2 separate regions of the Homo sapiens genome follow, and region 2 is linked to region 1. The links are chromatin contacts, found by Hi-C or POLR2A ChIA-PET in ENCODE. All regions are on one chromosome and are shown on one strand. The core of a region is the stretch at or near the end of the contact, and the rest is flanking DNA. Distances in the headings are between cores, read along the strand shown.

Region 1 (2,738 bases), core at 226-2,725:
TGTTACTAGAATCATGTACTCTTGAGGACACAGCTATTGAATCCTGATTGATAAGCCAATCTCAATTGGCCCAACCCAACTTTCCTGGCCTCCTCTGCAGCCAAGAATGGTCATGTGACCTAGGTCAAATAATGGGGGGAAAGAATCAGAGGAAGGGAAGCTTTAGGAGAAGCTTCTATTTCTTGAGAAAAGGCTCCAGCCCCTTCACCTTTCTTTCTGCTTAGACCACAGCTATGAGGCCTGCAGGCCTTGTGACGCTATGGTGGCAAGCCAATGCATGAGGGATGCCAAAGGAGAGACCAAAGTGGCCTGGGTCTTTGCAGACATCCAGTGAAGAAACCAGCCCCATACCCCACACTGTGTTACATGAGAAAAGTTAACTCTTGCTTCATGGTTGTGAGGTATTTTGCTAATTATAGCTGGGCACACTTTTAATTTATCCAAACAGGTTCCCAGACATAGCTGACTAGCTTGTGACAGTTTGCAAAGAATTTTCAAACCTGTCTCTTGTCTGATCCCTGTGTCAACAATGTGAGCTAGGAAGAACAAGTGCTGTGAGACCGTTTTAAGGATAAAAACATGGTTTAGGTAGGTGAAAGGATCTGGGCAGAGCATGGAGATGGTTAGTGGCAGAGTAGGATTTGTCTGGGCCTACTGAGTTACCATCTTGGATGGTGCTGGTAGGAAGACCTACCCTGGCTGCTAAATGAGTACCGTTTTCAGGGGGCCTATCCTTGGATCACGGTCCTACAGAAGCCAGCACACTGTCACAAAATATAAACAAGGCTAATTCAATATTTTGGTCTCTGGCCTCAGCTGAGAAATAAAGATTGGCCTGCTAGTTTCAGCTGCTTCCACTGAGCCACTGCATGAGGATGAGGGATAATTTCTTTCCTCCCCTAGGTCCAACAGCAAGGAAGGCTCTTCCAGACAGGAGGCATGCTGGGGTTAGAGGTCACAGAGGAGGAATGAGTATCTGGTCCAAATAGTGAGGGATCGGTCCATGAAAGTGGTTAAACTTCTGCTTCTCCTTCAAGTTGTTACTTACATTGTCACTGGTTTAAATGATTCATTTGCCAACTCCTTCGAAGTAAACGTTATCATTAAGAATAAGAAAATAAAAAGACACTGTCTTTAGGACAATTTAGGACAAATTGTGTGTATCTCCAGTAAATGATATCCATTTTAAAAACGGTAAAGAAAAGGAGGGAAGAGGAAGGAGGAGAAGTGAGGGAAGGGGAAGAAGGAGAAAAGGAGAAAGGGAAAGAAAGAGAAAGAATGAAAAGGGAGCGTTTGAATTGAGTATTTCAGTGAAGACTCTCTTAGGCAATAGGTTAAAATTCCACATCTCCCAGAGCCTGGTTTCCTCCTGGAAAAACACAGACAGTGCTGCTGCCTTATAGGGTTGTTGGGAAGCTCCTCATTATTCATTGTCGGTGTGCTGGCACCATCTGGAGGCCTGGCCAAACCTTAGCACGCCTTGAGAACCTGGAAGATCACTAACTGGTCTGGATCAACAGGGCTGTACATTGCTCTACTAATTCCTTATGGTGGCAATGTTACTCTCTGGAGTGCCTGGGGACAACCTGCAGGACCCTCTGGGGCAGCCCTGTACTGACTCTCACCTCTGTGGTCATGAAACACCCCCAGCAGCCTGGAAGAAGATGAAAATACTTGGTGAAAGCCAGCACTACTGACTTTCTGGGCCCTCTCCAGTTGACGAGATGTGCTCTGACATAATTAGGGAAGTGAGATGAAATCCCCCCAACCCACATGTGGACAATCACTCCTGCCTTTTCCCTTAAAGCCCATTTGGGCTCAAGAGATATGCTCTACCACCCAATTTTTAACTTCATTTAAAAATTTCCCTCATTTTTCCCTTGACCAAGTCGGTATTTCTGCTCTCCAAGCTCTCTAAAGGCAGACATATCTTTTGAAGTCCTGATACGCAAGTAAGTTCCTAATAATTGGTTCTGGATGACAAGAATCACATGCAGTGAAAACTGAAAACCAACACATTTCATCTTTAGAATAAAGCTTTGTTTCACTTGTTTTGGAACAAAGGCAAACAGTTGTAGCCCATTTCGGTTTCACTACTCTGCATAGTGGATTTCAGGTTTCCACACAGAACCGTACAGAACCTTTCCTTGAAATCAGTACCACACCAACATAAATGTATTTATTTAGGCTTTTGGGATTTGAGAGGATGGGTTGGAGACAGAGGAGGAAATTACCAAGAGAGAATCCATTCCTTGTAGTCCAGTGTGTTGGCTACAATACATGATGTAATTCAAATCCTGACCACCTGAGGAACCTTTACCTCTATCTGCTTCAGTTCTTTCACTCAAAAGTGGGGTTAATAATAGTATTTACTTCATAGTCATTGTGAAGGCCATGCCTGGAACACAGGAAGCACTAAAATGTCAGCCATTATCATCTCCTCAAGGAGCTCAATCTATCAAAAACAGAATCAAGAGGGAGAGAATCAAAGGCTGGCCAGCAGTACAAATTACAACTGAGCAGGGATAACTCCAGCGTTCCCTGGAGCTCTGCTGTCCCTCGAGACTAGAGCAAGAGTCTCGATTTATCCAGTGCAGTGGCACTATCTCAGCTCACTGCAGCCTTGACCTCCCAGACTGAAGCGATCCTCCCACCTCAGCTTCCCGAGTAGCTGGGACCACAGGAGCATATCACCACACCCAGTTAATTTATGTATTTTTAGAAGAGATAGGGTTTCG
Region 2 (2,893 bases), core at 104-2,603, 57 kb before region 1:
CCCACTGCAGCCAACTCTTTCACAGAGTTACTAATAAGCCCATGAGAGTTCGGTGCAAGTGGGTTTTGGTGGGAACCCACATTGTCTGGAACCAAGAACACAGGTTCAAATATAAATGTCTGCAGGCAGGATCTAGAGGAAGAAAAACCAGAAATTGGCAAAAAAAAAAAAAAAAGTTGGTAGGACAGGTAGGACCATGAAAATGGGGTTTGGGTCCCGTTCGGTCAGCTATTTGAGGGATAAGGCACATATTGGTTATCTGTGTTACAGCTGAGAAATCCAGGGCCTGGCACAGGAAGTGTTCCATAAATATTGAGTAACTGACTGGATTAGCACACCTCAGGTGCCAGGCTGAAACCGACCATTCTCGGCGTGTGCTTTCCCTTAAAACACAGTGAACTGTGTCCACACACGGCCCCAGAGGTTGTTTCCCAGAAGTGAGTGTGAATTTTTGTTTCCACAAAAGAAACAGTGACGGTGCCTATAAAACTGAGCAGTAGGCAGCAATCTCCATGGATTATCTCTACACATGCAAAATTCCACTGAGCAAAAAACTCACCTTTGAAGAGCCAGAACAGAAATCTACCTTATTCACACACTTCTAGGAGTCTACGCAGGAGAAACGAAAACAGGTCCATACACAGATTGCATGTGAATGTTCACAACAGCACCTACCACATTAGTCAAAACGTGGATATAACCCAAAAGCCTATCAATTGGTGAACGGATAAACAAATTGTGATATTAATCTGTACATACATGGAATACTATTCAGCAATAAAATCAGTTCTGACACATTTAACAACATGGGTGAACCCCCAAAACATCATGCTAAGTGAAAGCCAGAAATCTCCAGAAAAGGCTCATCTAAAAAGGCAGGAAACAGATCAGTGGTTTCCTAGGCCTGGGGTGGGAGCAAGGATTGATTGCTAACAGGGACAAATGAGTTTTTTGGGGTGACGGAAATGCTGCAAAACTAGAGTGTGGTGGTAGTTGTGTAACACTACCAATTTGCTAAAAAAAAAATTGAATTGTGTCCTTATATGCAGTGAACTTTATGGTCTGTAAACTATACCTCAGTGAGCCAGTTTGAAAAACACACCTTGGTTGGTTTCTGGGCTCCTGCGGCAACTCGTAGCGAAGGCTTTGAGAGCACCCACATGGGCCAGGCATTGTTCTTAGTGCTAAACATTATCAAACTACCTTTTCCTTCACCAGCCTGATGGGTAGGTTGCATTATCCCTATTTCTCAGAAGAGGAAAGAGCATAGAGATGTTAGGTAACTTGCCCAAGGTCAGAAACACAGTGACAAGCAGAGCTAAGATGTGAACCCAGGCAGTCAGCTGCTAGGGTTCTGTGCTTAATCATTACCTGCCTAGTCTCTCTGGGTGCAGGAAAGGCTGGGTAAACAAAAGCTATTGATTTCTCAAGAGTAAACATTCCTCAAGCTAGTACCAACCTTCTCCCCTTTTCAATTTCTCCCTCTTTCCTTGCAATCTGTCACCTCTACCATTGCTCCCACCTTTGGACTATCCAGATTCATAACAGGCTTGTCCTTGCATCCAGAACACTCCATAGTGGGCTTATTCTGGGCTCTGATGAACAGACATCCTAGGACCTTCAGCTGATTCCACAGCCATTGTTGGAGTTAACTCTTTTTTTTACCCTCCCTCTCTCCAGAATGCTTCTCAGATGAATCACACAGCTCTTTACAAATTAACATGACTGTGACCATGCTATATATTTACAGTGTCTTTACAGGAAACAGAAAATATAATTCAAGAGCATATGTATGGTTTTAATAAATCAATCTGAAATTGCCATTCCTTCAAAAAAGTCCTGCTATACTCTCTGACCTGAGGCTAATACAAAAGACTTTCCCAAGAAATGCATAATGAAAACCTTAACAAGCCCACACATACTGAGGATAGGGAACAACAGTGCTTGATCTTAGATTACAAAGAAGTTCTCCCTGCTGGAGACAGCGTCTCTTTGAGAAAGCTCATTTAAAAGAGCATGCACTCTGAATCAACATTTTCAGTACAGTAAAGGAAGTGGGGACATTAAGAGAAAAGAGCAAGTGGTTTTCCTAGATCCAGGAGTCTTTCTCATTGGGTGCCTGTACCCAGGGAGGACTGGGTATGAGGTGGGTTTCCTGCTGGCGACTGCTCAACTGCACACTGAAGCCCGGCGTGCCCTCGATTGCTGTCTGTTGGCTCCGTCTGGCTCCCACTGCCTTGGCTGAGCATGACGGACAACCCTGAAAGGTTTCTGGGGTAAAAGCTTCTGTGTTCTCCTTGCAGATCACATGGAGAACTCTGAAGGCAGATATTGGCCTAATTAGGGCTGCAGTGCTCCTACCATTCAAGGGATGGGAAGGGCCTCCTCGGAGCTGCAGGCTTTCTTGTTCATACCAGGAACACCTCCTCTCCATCCTCGCTGCCCTTTGAAGATATTCGTCTAGCTGCAAAAAATAATGAATACTCCAACCTCTAAAACACTGGGGTCTGGAGCTAAAAGAGGTAGCAGACCCAATCTGTGAACCAATGGGGTCTTGGCTTCCTATCTTCCTTCTGGCATCAGAGGAACATTCTGGGTTCAATAGAATCTCTGAGATAAACTCAAAATAGGCCCCCTTTATTGCTCATTTAGGAACATTTGGAGAATGTTTAATAAGAAATGCCCCTAACACAAGATTCCTGGAATGATTTTTCTAAGCACCCATCTGACAGTTCCACTGCCCCTTAGCCTGCGACAAAGCCCTTCTTTAGCTTCCTATTATCCCAGAATCAAACTGGAATTCTTCAGCCGAGCCTCAGCGTCTTTTCACATTCTGCAATCTCCTCCTCCAGCCTGGTCTCTTACCTCATCCCTCTCTTCAGTCAAGTGCCTA

The links. Hi-C counts contacts between places; a loop is a spot of excess contacts on that map. ChIA-PET counts read pairs that join two places held with the same protein, here RNA polymerase II (POLR2A). Pooled maps may share reads with other maps.
Region 2: a loop to region 1 is called in a pooled map, with 2.1 times the contacts of the local background. The contact joins two enhancer-like sites. A Hi-C loop is called at or near these places in 3 of 168 maps with a recorded cell type or tissue (heart left ventricle and right cardiac atrium) and 7 of 50 pooled maps. POLR2A ChIA-PET finds 5 or more read pairs at or near these places in 2 of 52 experiments (AG04450 and RWPE1).

Annotation. Positions count from the first base shown.
Region 1 is chr2:134,374,813-134,377,550 of GRCh38, reverse strand. The region is part of intron 10 of MGAT5 (alpha-1,6-mannosylglycoprotein 6-beta-N-acetylglucosaminyltransferase); the gene reads right to left. Among named protein-coding and RNA genes, the nearest start is that of MGAT5, 120 kb to the right of the region's middle. Within about 2 kb of position 1,475, at least 3 of the 41 ENCODE cell types and tissues checked have a DNase peak (open chromatin) inside an H3K27ac peak, as active enhancers do.
Region 2 is chr2:134,431,116-134,434,008 of GRCh38, reverse strand. All of the region lies in intron 14 of MGAT5 (alpha-1,6-mannosylglycoprotein 6-beta-N-acetylglucosaminyltransferase), which reads right to left. Among named protein-coding and RNA genes, the nearest start is that of MGAT5, 180 kb to the right of the region's middle. RefSeq lists a silencer at 1,477-1,771. Within about 2 kb of position 1,353, at least 5 of the 41 ENCODE cell types and tissues checked have a DNase peak (open chromatin) inside an H3K27ac peak, as active enhancers do.